2 separate regions of the Homo sapiens genome follow, and region 2 is linked to region 1. A link is an interaction called in ENCODE POLR2A ChIA-PET data of the cell type or tissue named here. Cell type or tissue: OCI-LY7. All regions are shown on one strand.

Region 1 (5,000 bases):
ATTGCATAATCCTATTATGCAAACTAGGATTGTCATGTTATTACTAATTTTACTTTTTATTTTCCCTTTTTAAACTTTGTATCTGTTACTTGCTGAATTTTTTCAGAAGTACAACTTCTAACAGAATATTGCTAGCCCAGCACTTTGAGATAATAGCAAAAGACCACACCACAGACAAAATTGAACTTAATCATTTACTCCAGGTAGACTTAGCCTGAAAGCCACTGTCTTCAAACCTCCTTTGTTACTCAAATGTGGCTAAAAGGATTTTGACACTGACTCCTAGACATCAATCACTCCTTCAAACATGTGACCAGACCAGACACCTGGGACAGGCCCATCCAAATACTGAGGGACATCAGAACCTACCACAGCATGGTCCATCAGTGAGGCTTCCAGAGAAAGACCTTGACCAAAGGGAGAAAATATGATGAAAGTCGTCAGAATCAAAATGGAGTCCCTTGTGTTAAAAAACAAACAAACAAACGAAACTCTGACATATAAAGCCAGAGAAGGCTGAGAAGCATTCTCATGCATAAACACCTACTAGCAAAAACTATCACAAAAGACTATAAAAAACACAGCCTCGCACAAAGGCCATTGCAACCTTACACAAAAAAATACTTCTGCGAGGACAGCTGCCCAGCAACTGCCTGTGCGCCTCATACTGGCATCACCCTTGTTATTGATCCTTGTAGCCAAAGATTATTTCAAAACGATCATGTAATCGTCCTCATTTTTCCTTTAAAAACCTTTGTCGTCTTTTACCTCCCTGAATATGCACATAGTTTATGATGGTATGTGTGCTCCCACTGCAGTGCTTGGGGACCAAGCTCCCTCCACACCTCACTGTTCCCAAATAAATATTTTCTGTTAGAGCCTCTCTCTGTTCATTATTTAGCTCGACAGGTATTTGGTACAGCAGCCAAAACAGGCCAAGACATTGCCCGGAATCTTCCAGCAGTAGACTGGGGGCCCGGATTTGACCCTGGTCAGTTGGACACGGGCTTCTCTCACTCCACCAGATGAGGAACAAATAGTGAGGTGTGGCGGGAGCTTGGTCCCCAAACAGCTCCTCCGGCCATTTGCCCTCCCCACCCACGGACCAGAGACAGGACGAGGGTGAGCCCCGGTGTCAGCCATGTGCCCCAACCCCGGTGCCTCATTTGCTCCTAGGATGCGTCCTGTAGGTCATCTTCTTGCAGCTGTCCCGCTCAGTCTCCCCTCAACCCCTGCTCATGCTCTTGGTGAGCTTATCAATATTATGGTTTCCAATAGCTTCTGTTCATAGTTTCAACTCATATCTGTCCCTAAGTGTGGACTTTTATTCCACGCGTTGGCACTGGCAGTCAGCTATGTGCCTCCTACTCAAGGCATCTGAAACTGCAGGTGGGTAGTCGGCTAAGTCAGGCCCCAAAAGTGTCTTCATCCAGATTCCCAGAACTGTGACTCTGAGATCTTACATGGCAAAAGGGACTTTGCAGATGAGATTAAGCCAATGATCTTGAGATGAGGAGAGGGGCCTGGATTACTTGGGTGGCTCCGAATGTGGGCACAGGTGTCACAGGAGGGAGGCAGAGGGAGACGTGAGAAGGAGAAGGTGCCATGACTCCGAAGCCAGAGGCTCCTGCTGATCCTCCGGCCCCACCCCCACCCCACGGACCATGTGGTCTTTTTAAAACATGAATCTATCAGGACGGCCCATTCAAACCCACAGAGAGGTTCCCACTGCACCAAGAACAAAGTCAGAACTCTCAGGCCTGACCCACTGCCCTCGGCCACCCTGGAGCCCCAGTGCCCCCAGACCCGGTCCTGGCCTCAGAGTGTAACAGGCTCACTCCCACCACCCATCTGCATGGCAGGCGCCTTGCCATCGCCTCCCCTCTGAGAGCACAGACAGCCACAGCTGGCCTCCGGGTGAAAGGATGGATGAACAGTCAGGCCGGGCGAGTGCTCTCAGAGCCTGCTGGCCAACGGAGGCAGCCGCTCAGGCCTCTGCCTGAGCCATGTGCGATCACAGCTGCCGCCCAGCTGTCCCAAGGAGGCAGCTCTTGGCTTTTCCCCTGGGAGTCGAATTCGCAGGGAGTCCCATCCACAGGCCCCTGGGAGGCGGGAAGACATCTCGGTCTCCAAAGCCAGTAACCTGTGATTCCCCTGAGGATGGTGGGAACCTGGTGTGGGGCAGATGATCTGTATTTGAGCTTTGTTTCTCTCTAGCAATTATACCTAGGAAATACCCTAAAATGCACGACGCAATGCACATTGACCCCAGCAAACTCCCCACCCTGCGCCTGTTTCTAGTGCCGGGGCTGCTCCAGCACAGCCTGTGCACTTGACCGAATGTCTACAGCCCTGGCCCTCAGCCACACTGTGTTGTTTTCATGCACCTTCACCCAACAGAATTGCTCCAACAGAGTGATTCAGGGGGCTGCCCTCCAGCACCACTTCCCCTTTCCATGTTACGTAAATGTCCGTTGAGTCCTGACTGACTACAGAAATCTGTCTTCTGGGGGCATGTGATGCCCCAGGTGGCCCAGGGCCCCGCACAGGAATGTGTTTACAGCTTTCCCGGCACTGAAGCCACAGTCGTAACTCAGCCTCCTGACATGGGCCAGGGCCCTCGCCTCCGCACGCTCTGCAGCTCACCCGTGTCGCCACAGCCTGCTGGGCCTGGACGCCACCCTCTAAGGTGGCACTCGGGGCAGAAACATCTGTTTCCAGCTGGTAACAAACAGGACATGTCTGCCTCCCACACCTAAATCAATGCTTGACAAGCCTGGCCTGATCTCGGGGCGCTCACCACCAGCCACCTGCCTGGGCCCAGCCGACCTCCTCTCCCTTGGTATTTTGAGGGAAGGGTCTGAGCCCTTTCTGCCCCCCTAGACTTGTGGACAGAGGCCCCCCAAGACCTGGACAGAAATCAGGCCATAGTCTCCAGCCCCAAAGAGACTTCCAGAGGCCTGCACCTCTCCTCTCCAGCCGAGGCCCTGATGTCTGCGGCTGTGGCCATAGCCGGCTCTATACCTGCCAAGTTTATTCTAGAAAACATTGGTTTGGACAAGACCTCAAAACGGAATTGGGAAAATGAAAGAGAAAAGAGAAAGGATTTCTGCTCTCATTGTAAGGACAAAAAGCAAATTGAAGACCAGCACTGATACAGATCAATAATCACACCAGAAAAAAATATGGCAAAATATCTATATTCTCTTAAGGTGAATAAGTGTTCTCTCAGAATGAGGCTAAGGCCAGGAACAGTGAAAAGTAAGACTGATAAATTTGCCCACAAGGAAAAAAATAAAGTCTCTATAAGGACAAAGCCACCAAAAACAAAGTAAGCACCCCAGGAAAGAAAGTGACCAAAGTATCTAACATGAAAGAGAGCCTGTATTCGCATGAGCTCCCGAGAAACAGAACCCATAGATGTGGATGTGGATATCGACAGAAATAGGTATCAACATAGACACAGGCTATGGCCACAGGTATGGATAGAGGGAGAGATGCGAGAGAGAGATTTTAAGGAATTGGCTCACACAGTTGTGGAGACGAATGTCCAAAATCTGCAGGGCAAACCAGCAGGCTGGTGACCCAGAGAAGAGCTGAGGCTGCTGCTCCCGTCCAAAGTTCAGCCTGCTGGCAGAATTCTGTCCTCCTTGGGGACTGCCGTCTGTTTTCTCTTAAGGCCTCCAACTGCCTGGATGAGGCCCACCCACATTATGGATGATGATCTGCCTTACTCAAAGTCCACAGGTTGAAATGTTAATAACATCTAAAAATCACCTGCACTATCTAGACTGGTGTTTGGCCAAATATCTGGGTAGTATGGCCTGCCCAAGTTAACACCTAAAATTAACTATCAGAGTCCAAGTAAGTGAATGTAAAAAACAAACAAACAAACAAACAAAAACATGATGAATGAGACAAGCTCGACCTTGAAGAAGTTTTCAGTGGAACGTGGGGAAGAGGAGTTCTCTTTAGCCAGCTGCAGACACAAATAGCCAATAGAACACATGGAGAGTGTTAGAAGTCACAAATCGTCAATGGAAAGCAACTTACAATGTGATGTTCATTGAACATCTACTGTGTGCCAGGCCAAGGGCTAAGGTGGACACGTGCAGTGTGTCTGCACTGCGGCACTAAGGTCCTGGTGGGGAATGGATAATACAATTAAAAACAAATCACAAAGAAACCAGAAGAGGAAAAAAAGCAATTAAAAACAAATAAATGCTCCATAAAGGACAACAGCGCCAGCTGAGGGTGTGGCCATCAATGCCAGGCATCCAGAATATGTCCTTGGGGACATGGACCACTGGGAGGTGCATCCCAGGCAAAAGGAGCAGGAGGGGAAGGGTCCAGGCCAGAAACATGCTTGCCAAGTTCAAGAGCGGTGGGAAGGCCAGTGGGCTTGGGAAGGAGTGGGCTGGAAGGACAGGCCAGAGGCCAGACTGCATGGGGCCAGACTGGCCCTGATTCCAGCCTTGGACTTCACTCTGTGGTGATAGGAGACCCTCAGAGGGACTTGGGGAGGGGTTGTGTGTTTTCCTGGGAGCCACAGAAAAGTGAGTGACACTGGGCTGAGGAAGGAAGTCACAGGACCCACCAGTGTCTGCGCAGGAGTCCCAGTGGAAGAGCAGAAAAAATCCAGGAGAAGATACAAAAGTATTCAAAAGTAATTCAAAATAGCAAAAATCCAAAATATTCAATAATTTAAATGGTATTACTTAAAATAGTATTATAAATAATAAAAATATATTATTAAAAATAATAGATTACTGGCTTTAATACCAATGTACAGAAATCCGTTTTATTTCTATAGACCAGCAACAAACGGAAAATGTGATTCTTATAAAGATGCCAGATGTCTGCTTCTATTAAGGGCATACAGGGAACTCGGACCAGTTAGCAAATCTGAAAGAAGTATTTTAAAAATCTGTTTGAAGGTAATGGAGAGATACCAGAGTGGTGAATAATAGCCACCAAAGTAGCTGCCATTTGCAGTCACT
Region 2 (5,000 bases), 74 kb after region 1:
CTGAGTGCACGGGCGGGAGAAGGGAAGAGTCCAGGGAGGCCCAGAAAGGCCCAGAGTGCAGCAGGCCTGGGGCGAGGGGAAGGGCTGAGGCTCCGTGCGTTCAGGGAACTGACCCAGCAGAGCAGAGGCCACTGAGGAGCTGAGGTTCCAGAGAGGCTTCCAGAGCAGGAGCAGTGCAGGGACAGGAGGATCCGGGAGCTCATTCAGGAGGGGCACATGGGCAAGGGCAAGGGGCTCTGTTGGGGAGACCTGACTGGACACTGGGGCTGCTCCACAGCATAGGGAACACGCCAAGTGCTGCAAAATCAAAAATGAGGGCAGAAAAACAGCCCAAACCTGGACAGAGGGTGCCAGGACAGGCAGGGGGGCAACAGTGACCTGAGTGACATTGCTGCCCGGGTTGAGGGAGGGCAGAGTGAGCAGGGAGCAGGCATTGGAGCTCAGGGACCAGGACCAAGCAGCCACAGGTGAGCAGGGCAGGTGGGGGCAGAAGGAGCAGGGGGCACCTCCTGGAGCTCAGGGGACCAGGGCAGAGCAGCCTCAGGTGAGCAGGGGCTGGTGGGCGGCAGGATGAGCAGGGGGAAGACCCTGGAGCTCAGGGGACCAGGGCAGAGCATCAGAAGGTGAGCATGGCTAGTGGGAGATGGGCAAGCAGGGGGCAGCCCCTGGAGCTCAGGGGACCAGGACAGAGCATCAGGAGGTGAGCATGGCTAGTGGGAGGTGGGCGAGCAGGGGGCAGCCCCTGGAACTCAGGGGACCAGGGCAGAGCAGCCGCAGGTGAGCACGGGCTGGTGGGAGGCGGGAGGAACAGGGGGCAGCTCCTGGACTTCAGGGGACCAGGGAGGGCATCTGAAGGTGAACAGGGGCCAGTGGGGGGCAGGATGAGCAGGGGGAAGCTCCTGGAGCTCAGGGAGCCAAGGCAGAGCAGCCGCAGGTCAGCAGGGGCAGGTGGGAAGCATGGGGAGCAGGTGGGCAGCCCCTGGAGCTCAGAGAGCCAGGGCAGATCATCCACAGGAGAGCAGGGGCTGGTAGGAAGCAGGAGGAGCAAGTGGGCAGCTTTTGGAGCTCAGAGCACCAGGGCAGAAGAGCCTCAGGTGAGAAGGGGCAGGTGGGAGGCAGAATAAGCAGGGGACAGCCCCTGGACCTCAGGAGACCAGGGCAGAGCATCACAACGTCAGCATGGCTGGTGGGAGGTGGGCGAGCAGGGGGCAGCCCCTGGACCTCAGAGAGCCAGGGCAGATCTGCAGGTGAGCAGGGGCAGGTGGGAGGCAGGAAGAGCAGGAGGCAGCTCCTGGAGCTCAGGGGATCAGGGCAGAGCAGCCACAGGTGAGCAGGGGCAGGTAGGAAGCAGAAAGATCAGGGGTCAGCCCCTGGAGCTCAGGGGACAAGGGGAGAGCATCAGAAGGTGAGCAGGACTGAGGCTCAGCCTCAGGGAGCCAGGGCAGAGCAGCTGCAGGTGAGCAGGGCCGGTGGGAAGCAGGAGGAGCAGGTGGGCAGCCCCTGGAGCTCAGAGAGCCAGGGAAGATCATCCGCAGGTGAGCAGGGGCTGGTGGGAAGCAGGAGGAGCAAGGGGCAGCTCCTGGAGCTCAGGGGACCAGGGCAGAGCAGTCGCAGGTGAACAGGGGCAGGTGGGGGGCAGGAGGAGCAAGGAGCAGCTCCTGGAGCTCAGGGGACCAGGGCAGAGCAGTCGCAGGTGAACAGGGGCAGGAGGAGCAAGGGGCAGCTCCTGGAGCTCAGGGGACCAGGGCAGAGCAGCCGCAGGTGAGCAGGTGCAGGTGGGGGGCAGGAGGAGCAGGGGGCAGCTCCTGGAGCTCAGGGGACCAGGGCAGAGCAGCCGCAGGTGAGCAGGGGCAGGTGGGGTGCAGGAGGAGCAGGGGGCAGGCACTGGAGCTCAGGGGACCAGGGCAGAGCAGTCGCAGGTGAACAGGGGCAGGTGGGGGGCAGGAGTAGCAAGGGGCAGCTCCTGGAGCTCAGGGGACCAGGGCAGAGCAGTCGCAGGTGAACAGGGGCAGGTGGGGGGCAGGAGGAGCAGGGGGCAGCTCCTGGAGCTCAGGGGACCAGGGCAGAGCAGCCGCAGGTGAGCAGGTGCAGGTGGGGGGCAGGAGGAGCAGGGGTCAGGCACTGGAGCTCAGGGGACCAGGGCAGAGCAGCCGCAGGTGAGCAGGGGCAGGTGGGGGGCAGGAGGAGCAGGGGGCAGGCACTGGAGCTCAGGGGACCAGGGCAGAGCAGCCGCAGGTGAGCAGGGGCAGGTGGGGGGCAGGAGGAGCAGGGGGCAGGCACTGGAGCTCAGGGGACCAGGGCAGAGCAGCCGCAGGTGAGCAGGGGCAGGTGGGGGGCAGGAGGAGCAGGGGGCAGGCACTGGAGCTCAGGGGACCAGGGCAGAGCAGCCGCAGGTCAGCAGGGCCGGTGGGAGGCAGGACGAGCAGGGGACAGGCACTAGAGCTCAGGGCAAGGCAGCCACAGGTGAGCAGGGCTGGTGGGAGGCATCACTCAGCTCCTAGACTTTGGCAGGAGCTGGGTAGTTGCTGGCAACAGACAGCTGAGGGCTGGTGAAAGTGCAGTGCAGCCTCCTGGTGCCGGGAAGGGAGTGTGAGTCCATCCCACTGAGCAGTTGGCAAGGGCGAGCTGGGATGGAGAAGGGAAGGCGTTCCAGGGCTCAGGGCTGAGCTCTCAGGCAGGGGCAGGTGTGGCTGCAGGGGGAACGTGTGCTTGAGACCAGGAGGGTCCCACGGCTGGTCCCAGCGGACCCTGGGCAGGAAGGCCTCTGAGGCTGGCGCCCCAGAAGGAGCAAGATGGGCTGCCAGGAGCCAGGGCCACCAGCACAATGAAGCTGAGTGGAGGTGGTGCAGGGCAGTGTAGCAGCAGAGGGCAGCCAGAGGGGCCCATTCAGGGCCTGGGCAGAGTCAGCCAGAGCCTGTGGTGCAGGTGAGGGGAAGGGGTGGTGAGCGGGGCCCTGGGGCTGAGCAGAGGGGATGGCCTGGCTGAGGGCAGGGCGCTTAGCCTCCTCAGAGGTCAGGGGCACACCCCACCTGCAGTGGGACTCCAGGGCCACTGGGCCAGCGGCAGAGAGAAATGGGGCCTCCCTGTGGCCTGGGGGTCCTGGCACCATGCAGGGTGGGGAGGGCCAAGGGCAGGTGCAAGGCTCCTACCTGTGCTGGGGGGCCTGGGTTGAGCCCAGCAGGGACCTTGCCGGGGGAAGCTCTGGAGAGAGGGAGGAGGTGGGCTGGTGGCCGAGAAGGCCAGGCCAGGGCTGGGAGGGTGACGGTGTGGTGACTGAGCCTCCAGAAGTAATGCAGGACACTGGGAGGCAGGGGGCATCCAGGCACTCAGGGCCCTGACCTGGGCTGCTGCACACTGGGGCTAAGGGGAAAGGAGGGGAGAGGCTGAGGAGGAGGCTCCAGGAGGCTATTCCAAGGCAGGGGGTTCCGGGGCCCTGGGGCTGAAGGGCGCCGACCCTATGCAGTGTCTGGCCCCTCTGCTGCACAGAAGAAAAGGGCCTTGGAGGGCAGAGGGCAGGCTATGACCAGGGCCCTGGGCAAGTCAGGCCAACTCACTAGGGGAGGGCCACGCTGGGGCGGCAGGGTCAGGGGCTTCAGGGGGCTCGGGGGACCCACGAGAAGCCATCTGAGAACAGTGTCCACTGGTCAAGCCAGGCACCCATAAAAGGCTGGAGTGGGGCCAATGGGCATGAGCCGTCCCTGAGGTGGCACCGATGGCCAGAGCTGAGGCCAAGCTAGAGGCCCTGGACTGTGCTGACTCCCGGCAGACACAGAGCGCTGACCTGGCTGCCGAGCCCCGCCTCCTAGGCTGCAGGGGTGCCTGCAGAAGGGCACCACAGGGCCACCGGTCCTGCAAGCTTTCTGGGGCAGGCCGGGCCTGACCTTGGCTTTGGGGCAGGGGGTGGGCTAAGGTGACGCAGGTGGCGCCAGCCAGGCGCACACCCAATGCCCGTGAGCCCAGACACTGGACGCTGAACCTCGCGGACAGTTAAGAACCCAGGGGCCTCTGCGCCCTGGGCCCAGCTCTGTCCCACACCGCGGTCACATGGCACCACCTCTCTTGCAGCCTCCACCAAGGGCCCATCGGTCTTCCCCCTGGCACCCTCCTCCAAGAGCACCTCTGGGGGCACAGCAGCCCTGGGCTGCCTGGTCAAGGACTACTTCCCCGAACCGGTGACGGTGTCGTGGAACTCAGGCGCCCTGACCAGCGGCGTGCACACCTTCCCGGCTGTCCTACAGTCCTCAGGACTCTACTCCCTCAGCAGCGTGGTGACCGTGCCCTCCAGCAGCTTGGGCACCCAGACCTACATCTGCAACGTGAATCACAAGCCCAGCAACACCAAGGTGGACAAGAAAGTTGGTGAGAGGCCAGCACAGGGAGGGAGGGTGTCTGCTGGAAGCCAGGCTCAGCGCTCCTGCCTGGACGCATCCCGGCTATGCAGCCCCAGTCCAGGGCAGCAAGGCAGGCCCCGTCTGCCTCTTCACCCGGAGGCCTCTGCCCGCCCCACTCATGCTCAGGGAGAGGGTCTTCTGGCTTTTTCCCCAGGCTCTGGGCAGGCACAGGCTAGGTGCCCCTAACCCAGGCCCTGCACACAAAGGGGCAGGTGCTGGGCTCAGACCTGCCAAGAGCCATATCCGGGAGGACCCTGCCCCTGACCTAAGCCCACCCCAAAGGCCAAACTCTCCACTCCCTCAGCTCGGACACCTTCTCTCCTCCCAGATTCCAGTAACTCCCAATCTTCTCTCTGCAGAGCCCAAATCTTGTGACAAAACTCACACATGCCCACCGTGCCCAGGTAAGCCAGCCCAGGCCTCGCCCTCCAGCTCAAGGCGGGACAGGTGCCCTAGAGTAGCCTGCATCCAGGGACAGGCCCCAGCCGGGTGCTGACACGTCCACCTCCATCTCTTCCTCAGCACCTGAACTCCTGGGGGGACCGTCAGTCTTCCTCTTCCCCCCAAAACCCAAGGACACCCTCATGATCTCCCGGACCCCTGAGGTCA

Evidence for each region. ChIA-PET counts read pairs that join two places held together with the same protein. Peaks named below come from ENCODE experiments on the same cell type or tissue, not always from the same donor. Only the 100,000 strongest peaks of a DNase experiment are listed, where the experiment ranks them.
Region 2: POLR2A ChIA-PET joins it to region 1 with 10 read pairs; 2 of 35 experiments call an interaction of 5 or more read pairs at or near these places.

What each region holds. Positions count from the first base shown.
Region 1 is chr14:105,815,755-105,820,754 of GRCh38, reverse strand. It overlaps IGH. Among named protein-coding and RNA genes, the nearest start is that of MIR4539, 39 kb to the left of the region's middle. RefSeq lists an enhancer at 1,921-3,129. In OCI-LY7, CTCF peaks have their summits at 3,947 and 4,309; DNase peaks (open chromatin) are centred at 1,444, 2,004, 2,554, 3,504 and 2 weaker places; H3K4me3 peaks cover 2,676 bases; H3K27ac peaks cover 4,961 bases.
Region 2 is chr14:105,742,136-105,747,135 of GRCh38, reverse strand. It overlaps IGH and IGHG1. Among named protein-coding and RNA genes, the nearest start is that of MIR8071-2, 100 kb to the right of the region's middle. In OCI-LY7, no CTCF peak of the experiment used is centred here; no DNase peak of the experiment used is centred here.